2 separate regions of the Homo sapiens genome follow, and region 2 is linked to region 1. Evidence: chromatin contacts called from ENCODE Hi-C or POLR2A ChIA-PET data. All regions are on one chromosome and are shown on one strand. Each heading gives the region's core, a stretch centred on a gene start or an enhancer-like site at or near the end of the contact. The rest is flanking DNA. Distances are from core to core; before and after follow the strand shown. Region 1 overlaps PRKCH (protein kinase C eta). Region 2 holds the start of WDR89 (WD repeat domain 89).

The links. A loop is a pair of places that touch in the nucleus more often than their neighbours do. ChIA-PET counts read pairs that join two places held with the same protein, here RNA polymerase II (POLR2A). Pooled maps may share reads with other maps.
Region 2: a map of CD4-positive, alpha-beta memory T cell shows a loop between it and region 1 (7-fold over the local background). The contact joins the promoter of WDR89 here to the enhancer-like site in region 1. A Hi-C loop is called at or near these places in 1 of 168 maps with a recorded cell type or tissue (CD4-positive, alpha-beta memory T cell) and 5 of 50 pooled maps. POLR2A ChIA-PET finds 5 or more read pairs at or near these places in 1 of 52 experiments (activated CD4-positive, alpha-beta T cell).

Annotation. Positions count from the first base shown.
Region 1 is chr14:61,475,700-61,480,832 of GRCh38, reverse strand. All of the region lies in intron 9 of PRKCH (protein kinase C eta), which reads right to left. Among named protein-coding and RNA genes, the nearest start is that of PRKCH-AS2, 67 kb to the left of the region's middle. RefSeq lists enhancers at 1,109-1,278, 1,876-2,045, 3,123-3,182, 3,816-3,895, 4,006-4,105 and a cis regulatory region at 1,960. Within about 2 kb of position 2,097, at least 37 of the 41 ENCODE cell types and tissues checked have a DNase peak (open chromatin) inside an H3K27ac peak, as active enhancers do.
Region 2 is chr14:63,639,300-63,644,432 of GRCh38, reverse strand. It overlaps WDR89 (WD repeat domain 89), which reads left to right and starts at 2,562. Exons shown (of 3, transcript NM_080666.4): 1 at 2,562-2,629. LOC105370532 (a long non-coding RNA gene) reads right to left here and starts at 2,372. Exons shown (of 3, transcript XR_001750790.3): 1 at 2,236-2,372. RefSeq lists enhancers at 1,981-2,250, 2,661-2,760, 2,315-2,974.

The sequences.
Region 1 (5,133 bases), core at 848-3,347:
TGGAGTGGGTGAGTGTGAGGCTTCGCTGTAACTGTACTGCTGTTTTCAAAATGAAATGCAGAAAAAGCAAAAAGCTACTTAGGGGTGCTTTCACAGGTCACCCACAAATGAGAAGTGCAGGGTCTCTGCTGCCATTAATAAACATGATCACTCACTACCAGTCTCTACTAGAATTATAAGCCCAGTGCCTGGGGTAAAACAGGTGCAGCTATGGTGCTTGGCTTGAAAAAGACTCCAGTAATGTTGGAACTTGCCACATAGAATAAAACAACATCAGCTACAAAAGCAAATCACTCCAGCAAAATTAATTCCAAAGGAGTAAAACTTCTCATATTTAGTGAATGCCCTTTACAAAGCAAAGACCTGTATTTGAAGCTCTAAAAGGAGGCAAAAGATAACCTCTCACCTACAGCTCTACTCTCAGTCTGTGCTATTTAAGAATTAGTATCACTGATGACTCAACAAACACCAAATCATGCTTCACAAATTCAATTGTGAAGCAACTAGGTGAAGCATTTTTTGGAAATCCTGCATTTAGGGAAGTACTGGAAGATGGATTATGGTTGTAGTGAGTCACTCCTATGGCAGAGAGGGGTTTCCCAAATCCCACTCTAGACAGAGATGGCAAAGATGACTGTTTCTGTATTTAAACCTGTGCATAGAACCATTTTGGTTTTTCTAAAGTCCATTTTCCTAGAAACTGAGCCTGCACATCTGTACAGCTTTACCTGAGGCTTTTGGCTTCTGTCAGGTGAAGTCTGCCCTGACCTGTGTGGTAGGAAATCTCAAGGCCAGGAGACCGGTTTAACATCACTTCTAAAGCCAAGTGGCTAAGCCCTTTGTCCCTGCTCCTCTCTTTTGTCCCTGATTCAGCCAACCACAAGTACAAGTCATTAACATGGGGTGATGAACACCGGTGGGAGTGAAAGCAACTCAGAAATCCCTTTGTCCCACACCTGGTGTGAGTTACAGGTGTGGGAGGCAGAGGAGCTGCTGCCTGGTGATAATAGAATTCCTGTCGTCACTTGCTCTGATGCCACTGACCTGCTGCAGTCTGGGTCCACTCTCTGCCCTGGCTATCAGTTCAGAACTATTCCTTCCCCAGGCCCAAGGGGCTAAAAATATCCCCCGAATAATGGCTGTCAGTATAAGTAAGGTGCATTCCCTAAGGCCCCCTCATTAAGGGCTGTTCGATAGGAGTTAAAGCTGATGGGCAATTTGTATGAACAAGAGACATAACATCCGGGTGGATGAAAGTGCTATGCCAGGATGGTACCAGTGACAAGATGATACTAACTAAGGAAAGTGACTGGAGAGCGAGCATGGACCAGGCAGGGCAAGATCCTGTAAGGTCACTGGGGCAAACATCTTTGGAGGCATCTGCTCAGCTCATGGTGATCCCTTCCTCAGCATTTACCCATGCTCCAGCCTGGCCGCATGGGTAAACGCTCAGCATCTGTGCACAGCCAGTTAGATCAAGCTGCACCTGCTCAGAGTCTCTTTTCCAGAAAACTGAAACTGAGGTAAAAAGCTTTTAATTTAGTCTAGGCTGTGTGCAGGAACTGAGGAAACATGAGTTAGGAAACGGAAACTGCTTTTGCAGTGTAAACGTGGGAAATGCCTGGGTATAAGAGAGTGGAGAAAGACTGGGTGGGTGGATGGACAGGTGGGTGGGTGAAGGAGAAGAATGAAGCAGAAACATAGAGTGAGGCAGAGACAAGAGATCAGGGAGGGTGAGTGAGCCAAGAGCAAAACTGCCAGGGTTCCTCATGTCTTTCTGGTTTCAGATCAGCCGAGAGAGCTGGCCAACTCCTGCCCTTGGGTTGCATGAGACATCCGTTGTACCTCTGAATCTTTATTTTTAGTTCTTTTTTTTGCATAGCCTTAAGAAAGTTTTCTTACTACCTGAAGTAAATTTTCTGCTACCAGGAGAATTTCAGCTAAAATACACACAATTTTTGTTTTTCTTTTTGAGACAGGGTCTTGCTCTGTCACCCAGGCTGGAGGGCAGTGGCAGGATCATGGCTCACTGCAGCGCTGAACTTCTGGGCTTAAGTGATCCTTCCAACCTCAGCCTCCTGTGCGGCTGGGACCACAGGTTTGTGCCACCACATCTGGCTAATTTTTTGTATAGACTGGGTATCTTTGTGTTGCACAGGCTGGTCTTGAACTCCTAGGCTCAAGCAATCCTACCTCGGCCTCCCAAAGTGCTGGGATTACAGGCGTGAGCAACCATGCATGGCACACACACCCATTTTTAAGGGGTAAGAAGTTTCCTTATTTATTTATAAATCTGGGATAATAACATCTATAACTACAGTGATCATGTAAAGATTAAACCAGAAGCCAAGTGCCTCATACAGTGCCAAGCCCAGAAAAGAATCTCAATCAATAGAAGCTATTGGTACCACTACATTATATAAAGAGGAGATTTTGTGCCCAGTGCCCAAGTCCCTGGTATGACTAAGAGGAAGCCCAGGGCAGTGGCGACACCTGGGCTCTGGGCCAGGATGCTTGAGGTCCAAGAGCAACTCCTGCTGTGCTGTATTTAGCTTCTCTCTCACAAAACTCACTTCTGCAAAATGGGGATAATAAGACAACCCAACTCACAGGTTTGTGAGGATTAAATGATTTAAGCTAAGGGCTTTGAATAGTGTCTGGCATACCATAAGTGAAATGCTCAAGAAATGTTAGCAACTATTATTATCCTCATCATCATGAGTGCATCCACTGCAGCTTCAGCCGCCATGGCCGTCTGCTCCCAGGGCTCCAAAGGGCCTGATGCATGAGGCATAGGAAGGCCCCTTGGCTGTGGCTGTGGCACACGTGGCAGTGAGCTGCATGCACTGGGTCTCGAGGCCTCCTTCACAGACCTCCAAGACTGGCGGAGGTACACACACACTCACAAGTGGACAGGAATGAAACAGCAGCCGAAACAGCAACTGCAGCAGCTCCCCCAACCCTCAGTGTGGGACAAGGGTATAGAGGGTCGAAGGAGGTGGAAGGAGTCCTAGCCCAGCTGTTGGGACACAGGGATGTTTCCCGATGCTATATGGTAATGGCCTTGACCGGGTAAGGACTTTTCTTTCTGGGAAATGCTTGCTAAGCAAGGGGTTACAAAACTAGATTTGATAACCAAAACATACTAACAAAGGTTTCAGTTCTGATAAGTTTTCTAACACTGACTGGTAATTCATATTTTCTATTTTAGGGGCTTTATAATAATTATTATTGCAAAACAAATGCCCTCCTTATGTACTAAAAACATATTACTGTAAGCGAGACTTTTTATAGCAGTTATTCTTCCTTTCTATAAAGTTGATTCAATCTCAGAACCAGATTGCAAAGATTTGTCTCCATTTAAAGAAAAAATCTGTTGTCTCTATGATTTAAAGACTGCATTTGAAGATGTATCATTCCAGAAACCAAGGCAGTAGGAAATAGCCACCATACTCAGAATTATAGTGAGGATGCAGATTACCTTTTGGAAATAATTCAAAGATAGACATAACACGTAAAAGTTATGAAAAATGTAGCTATTGCTTTAAGGCAATGTTAAGCTGGGAGCCACATCTATTCTTACTTACCCAAGTTCTAAGAACTGCCTTGGAGTATTTCTACATGAATAACAAGCTCATGCTGTATGAAAAGCTGCAGAGTGCTATTGACGGCTGGGGGAAAGGAGAAGGAAATCTCCGTAACAGATAGCAGTGTTGAACTTCTCCTAAGTACCGTTGCTTTATTATTTTTCTCAGACAAAGTCATCTACAGGGTGAGCAGGGAGTTCAAATAAACAGGAAACAGTTACTGACGTCAAAGAGGTCACAGTGGAAAAGCACCCGCATGAGGAAATCTGATTGCACCATGTCTGAACTGGAAATAACTTGAATTTAACCACATTAAGAAAGATTACAAAGGCTTCAAGGAAGAAACAATGAGAAGGAGTCTAATGGCTGCATTTTTTTTTTGAACTTATCATTTTGCACAGCCCAGAAGATGTCAGAGGTTAATTCAATCACCCAGCAACCCCTGTGTCAAGCCCACAGGCAAGATACATCCTGTCTGAGCTGAGACTAGTCTTTGGGAAGGTGAAATATGTCCTGAATATAACAAAGCCTTAGGACTTTGCATTTCAAACCTAGAGGGACACACAGCTCTTTTCAAAGACCAAGTGTTTTCCTAGTAATCTGGATGCATTATAGCCATCTCTCATAATGAAACCTGACAAGGCTTACTGGCATATATACAGTAGACCAGGGAAACAAAGAGGAAATCTACCTTGCAGTTTAACACACTGTGAAACATCCAGGCCAGGATGTTCTTTAAAGCATAAATAAGTGGTAACATATGATCAGGGGTACAGCAGAGTCAGAGCACAAGTCCCCTCTTCCTGATGGAACCTCCTTTGGCATTTCTGGTCCACATACAGCTTTCCAGTATCATTGTGTAGGGCTGGGATGGATCTGTGCACTTGGTCTTCTTTTCCATGGGGGACCGGAAACCCTTGAAGGCAGAGCCCAGATACTAAGTGAGATATCTTTAATAGCACCAAGCACAGTGCCTGGCCAATTGTGAGGGTTAATAAATGCTTCAAGAGTGAACATAATAGGAACCATTTTTGTCTCCTGGTAAAATTTAAAATGGAACTTTAGAAGAGCTGGAACAAACTGCCAAGATTCGTTTCACCCAACCATTTTACAGAAGCAAAGGGCAAAGAAGTGAAGTACCTTGCCCATAGTTAAAACAGTTTGTGGAAGAGTTAAGTAGGACAATCAGGTCTGCTGATGCTATATTTTCCTTTATAAAGCTTTGATTTTTCTATTTATAAAACTAATTACATATCCATAGTTCAAATGTAATTACAAAGTAAATAGATAGAAAATTGAGAAGAAAATAAAGAAAATTCAAATAAAATCACCCTAATCCTGACAACCAGATATAGAAGTCTCAAGCTTTTAGCTTCCAAAGAACTGGAGATTTCAGGGCAAATAAGAAGTTTTCAAGGTAATGTTAACTAGATTTAATTTTTCCTTTGTGTCCTAATTATACTTAACATTTTATAGCATGTTTTAAAAACAGAAAGGAAAAAGTAAAAAACATACACTTCTCTTTTCATTTATATTGCATATTATT
Region 2 (5,133 bases), core at 1,313-3,812, 2.2 Mb before region 1:
AACACTTAGAATTTAAATCAGCCAAATGTGGCCACAGTTTAGTCACTCAGCTGATCTATCATTCAGCTAAACAGCGCTAACCACAGTAGCCTTGATTCAGTTTTTAATGGTGTTTATTCTTAGTTATATGACATTTAATTAACATGTTAAATGAACTACTGATTTAAAATAAGAGGCAAAAGGAAAATACCATTAAAATGCTAGCTAATGAAAAGCATTAAAAATATAATTCTGCATTTTTGCCAGAGTCATCTTCACCCATCCATATGTTTCACCTACTACATCACATAGAATATTACAAGGATAAATATATCGATGATTTACACCCAATTTCGCTCTTCATTTATTGGGAATAAAAACGAGCATAAGCTTGTAATCCCAGCACTTTGGGAAGCCGAGGCAGGAGCCTCGTTTGAACTCAGGAGTTCGAGACCAGCCTGGGCAACATAGCGAATCTCTGTCTACACAAAAAATATGGCCGGGCGCAGTGGCTCACGCCTGTAATCCTAGCACTTTGGGAGGCCGAGGCAGGTGGATCACAAGCTCAGGAGTTTGAGACCATCCTGGCTAACACAGTGAAACCCCGTCTCTACTAAAAATACAAAAGATTAGCCGGGCATGGTGGCATGTGCCTGTAGTCCCAGCTACTTGGGAGGCTGAGGCAGGAGAATCTCTTGAACCCGGGAGGCGGAGGTTGTAGTGAGCTGAGATCGCGCCACTGCACTCCAGCCTGGGCGACAGAGCGAGACTCCATCTCAAAAAAAAAAAAAAAAAAAAAAAATCTGGGCTTGGTGGCGTGTGCCAGTAGTCTCAGCAATTCAGGAGGCTGAGGTGGCAGGCTCACTTGAGCCCAGGACGTCGAGGCTGCAGTGAACCATGATCCCACCTCCTGCCAGTGCACTCCAGCCTGGATGACAGAGCGAGACCCTGTCTCCAAAACAAAACAAAACAAAGAGCTAAATCGGTAATGTTTCCTTTACAAACAACCTGAAACCTTCTCTAATCATTTAGAAATAAGATACAAAAATGACAAAAATAATTCGATATTTTAAACAAAAATGCAATAATTACAAGCATCAGTAATGAACGCAGTTTTTGCTTAGCTTTAATTCTGTAAAGTGTACTTAATTTTAATCTAGAAGTGTAGAAGTATTACATACATCCGAAATCATGTTTTTTTCTTCTACAGTCGAAAGTTTGTATTACATGTAAAATAGGAAAAAAATATTAAAATTTTTCGAAAGCGAAAAGTCTACTCAGCAAGTTTTTGGTATTTATTAATGGTTTTACTTTTGCTAGACACAAAAATGAAATACCGCTAAATTAGCTCACAGAAGAGTTCAGGATTCTATAGACTCAGGAAAAGCCTGTCCTAAAACTGTTTTAATAAAGGCTGAAAATAGACACTATAATACAGTCTTTAATAATATACAATGTGTATTCCTCCTGATGGTGGTCTTGCTTGACATTTTAAGCATAGCCCTATTTTCCTGTGAAGATAGCAGCCAGTTCTGCTTCATGTCATAACAACACTTGATTCATGTAAGCAGCTGCTACCTATGCCATCACAGTACACATAATTGCTAAATGTAGGGTTCAAATAATCGTAAATGGACACTAATATGAAAATCAGACTGTTTTGTTGTAACAGCAAAAGTTTTAGAAACAAATAATTTTAGTATCTACTTAGTACAGTAAGCATGAACATATAGTATACAGCTAGGCACAGCAGTAAATTGTTGGAAACACTAACATTTATTGTTTACGAACATACATGCAGTGTTTACACATTTCTTAAATGTTGTCTTTAATGCTGCTGATAAACGAAAGGATAAAAAGTCCAACAAACCACAATAAATGTCAATGGGTGTTATTAACAACATGAAAGAACTCAGTAGCAACAACCACATTTAAAGCTACAGGACTCGAAAGTTCCGGACTACAAATCCCAGAGTTCCCTAGAGCCCAGGCGGAGCTACCTTCAAACTGATCGCTTTTTCACCCAATGACAGCCAGAGAATCCCTAAACCACATTCAGCCCGGCCTGAAGGGCTGGTTTCTTCGCGTGAAAACAATAAGGTATTACGTAGACTTTCTGAACACGAGTGGTAGTTTCAGGGCCTGAGTCTAACTACTAAATTATTTCTCCCCGCATTAGTCTCCTAGTCATCTTAATAACTCTCTACCCAACTCTGGCTCGGTGGAAACTCGGAACGTCTAAATGCTGAAACTCACGTAAATCAGTACCAGCGGATGCATCCAGTCAGCCACGAGGAAGGCGGAATCCGCCTTATTCTTGCCCTTTATTGGCCACGCATCCCACCAATGGGGCCATTAAACTTCCGCTAACGCAGCGTACGGCGTGGTGGTGTGAGCGTTGTACGTACGCTGGGTCTACGAAGGGGCAGGCGTTCTGCTTTCGTCCAATCGGAAGCTAGCAAGAATTCCCCGGGCCGCTATGCCCCACTTCTTTCGCGTCGCGTTACGGGCCGCCTCTCTGCAGCCGACCAATCCTCTTGATTTTCTTGTGCGCATTACCCAATCAGAGAGGTCGAGGCGGGGTTCCACTTGACCGCTCTAAGCCGCCGCGCAGCCTGCGTTTTCTCCGGTACAGGTTGAGGCTACTAAGGTACATTTTGCTGGGCCAGGCTGGGCGGGTCCCCGGGATGGGCAGCCCTCTCGACGAGCGGCGACGCCGTGGTTGAGTCTAGAAAGCTAGAGTTGCTGGACAGCTATCGCGGGAGCGCGGAGGGAAGTGGGAGGTCTGGACGGAGTGTGCACGTGTTGGCAGTCTCGCTCCGCCGTCGGAGCCACCAGGTCAAACCTGTGCTGGCCCTGGCCAAAGAAACTTCTGCGGGTCAGGCTGCTGTTGCCGGTGCAGTTCCCAGTACTTCCTCTGGGGCGTTTTTCAATAAAAGCCAAACGCCCTTGCTCATTTTCAGGGAAAGACCTGTTTCCTCCTGCTCTTTCCTCTCCACGGATACTCTCCCCACCACTAAAAGGGTTTAGTATAATCCTTTTGTAGGCCAGAAAGCAGATTTTCACTTGGGAAGAGACGACCCGTAGTATGGGATGTGGTATGATACCAGCAACTGGTCTATTATATCATTTAAACCACATGGCTATCTAAAGAGGTAGGTACTGTGAGTGTTCTCATTTTCACGCGAAGCAGTGTTAGACATTACTCATTCTTGTGTTTTCTTTAGCTTGTCTCTGACAAATTGTGGCATTCAGCTTCCATGGATGTAAAATTAAAAGATGGTATAATTTGTAAAATGTTGCTCCTGTTTTCTTTTTTGTTTTTCTTTTTCTTTTTCTTTTTTTTTTTTTTTTTTGAGATGGAGTCTCAGGCTGTCGCGCAGGCTGGAGTGCAGTGGGGCGATCTCGGCTTACTGCAACCTCCGCCCCCCGGGTTCAAGCGATTCTCCAGCCTCAGCCTCCCGAGTAGCCGGGATTATAGGCGCCTGGCACCACGCCCGGCTAATTTTTGTATTTTTAGTAGAGACGGGATTTCACCATACTGGTCAGGCCGGTCTCGAACTCCTGACTTCAGGTGATCCACTCGCCTCTGCCTCCCAAAGTGCTGGGATTACAGGCGTGAGCCACCGTGCCCGGCCGTTTTCTTTATTAATTTGAAATTATTTAAAGTCAATAAAAGCCTGGGCGCGGTGGCTCACGCCAGTAATCCCAGCACTTTGGGAGGCCGAGGCGGGCGGATCACGAGGTCAGGAGTTCGAGACCAGCCTGGTCAACATGGTGAAACCCCCGTCTCTACTACGAATGCAAAAATGTGGCGGGCGCCTGTAGTCCCAGCTACTCGGGAGGCTGAGGCAGGAGAATCGCTTGAACCCGGGAGGCAGAGGTTGCAGTGAGCCAAGATCGTGCTACTGTACTCCAGCCTGGGCGACAGAGTGAGACAACGTCTCAAAAAAGAGAAAAAAAAAAGTCAATAAAACACACCTAGAAGTGAATTAATCGATTGTTACCAAGGTAAAATGATCTAGAGGAAAGACATCGCAGTAGGCACCAGTTACTGACCTTTGACTGGACAAGTCAGCATCAGCTTTTTCACCTGTATAATTGAAATAAATACCAAACTTGACTACTTAGAGTTCTGAGGATTAAATAATTTAATAGATACAAAATATGTTACCGATGAAAGCCACGTGACTGTTTCTGCTTTTCAAATTCTTTCTTGTGGAGCCTGGACTGCACTGCAACCTATGGCCGAGTAAAACAGTGGTAACTTGCAGTCAAGTACCATTTAAGTGAGAAATCCTCTGAAACGTCTATGGACTGCTTATCTCCTTGTTCAGTATTCAGGAATACTTTCCTGTGAATGCAGCTATGTTACTTACCTGGTTTGTATTCTTACCTTAGATTGTTGTAGCTATTGTAAAGCAAAAGTAAGATCAAGCCCATGTAACTACTTTTTGGGTTCTTTTCTCTCACTTTGTAAATACAGGGTGTTTTTCCAGACGGGAGTGCGGTGGCACAGTCTTAGCTCACTGCAGCCTCGAACTTCTGAGCTCAAGTGATCCTCCTGCCTCAGCCTCCCAAGTGGCAGGGATTACACACGAGCCACTGTGCCAAACCCGTGAAGTTTTTGAGTTGTACTTTTGTACTAAAGTCATGACTACTTTTTCTGCAACTGACACTATGAGCTGCAAATACGACTGAAGATGCTACTGCTTTTTTACTTTTTCCCTATGTGCTTTAAAGAACTACATTTTCAGTGATTTCCATGTGTTTAAGATATTTTCATTTACTTGGTAGAAAATACAAGAGAATTTTGATAAATCTGAACTGGAATGGTCTTTATGTTAATTCTGTTCAATATTTTAGGGCAGATTATGTACAGATTATCGCCAAACTGTCAAAAGGGTGTATTTTGTTCATATAGCTACTGTAACAAATTACAACAGATTTAGTGACTTCGAATAACACACATTTATTCTTTCTGCCTTTGTTTCTTTCTTTTTTTTTTTTCCTTTGGTGAAAAGTACACACTTAAGAAAGGGGAGTGCAGATGTACTCAAGAGAGTCACCTCTTCCTTTTTTTTTTTTTTTTTTTTGGTAGAGATGAGGTCTCGCTATGTTGCCCAGGTGGGTCTCAAACTCCTGGGCTCAAGC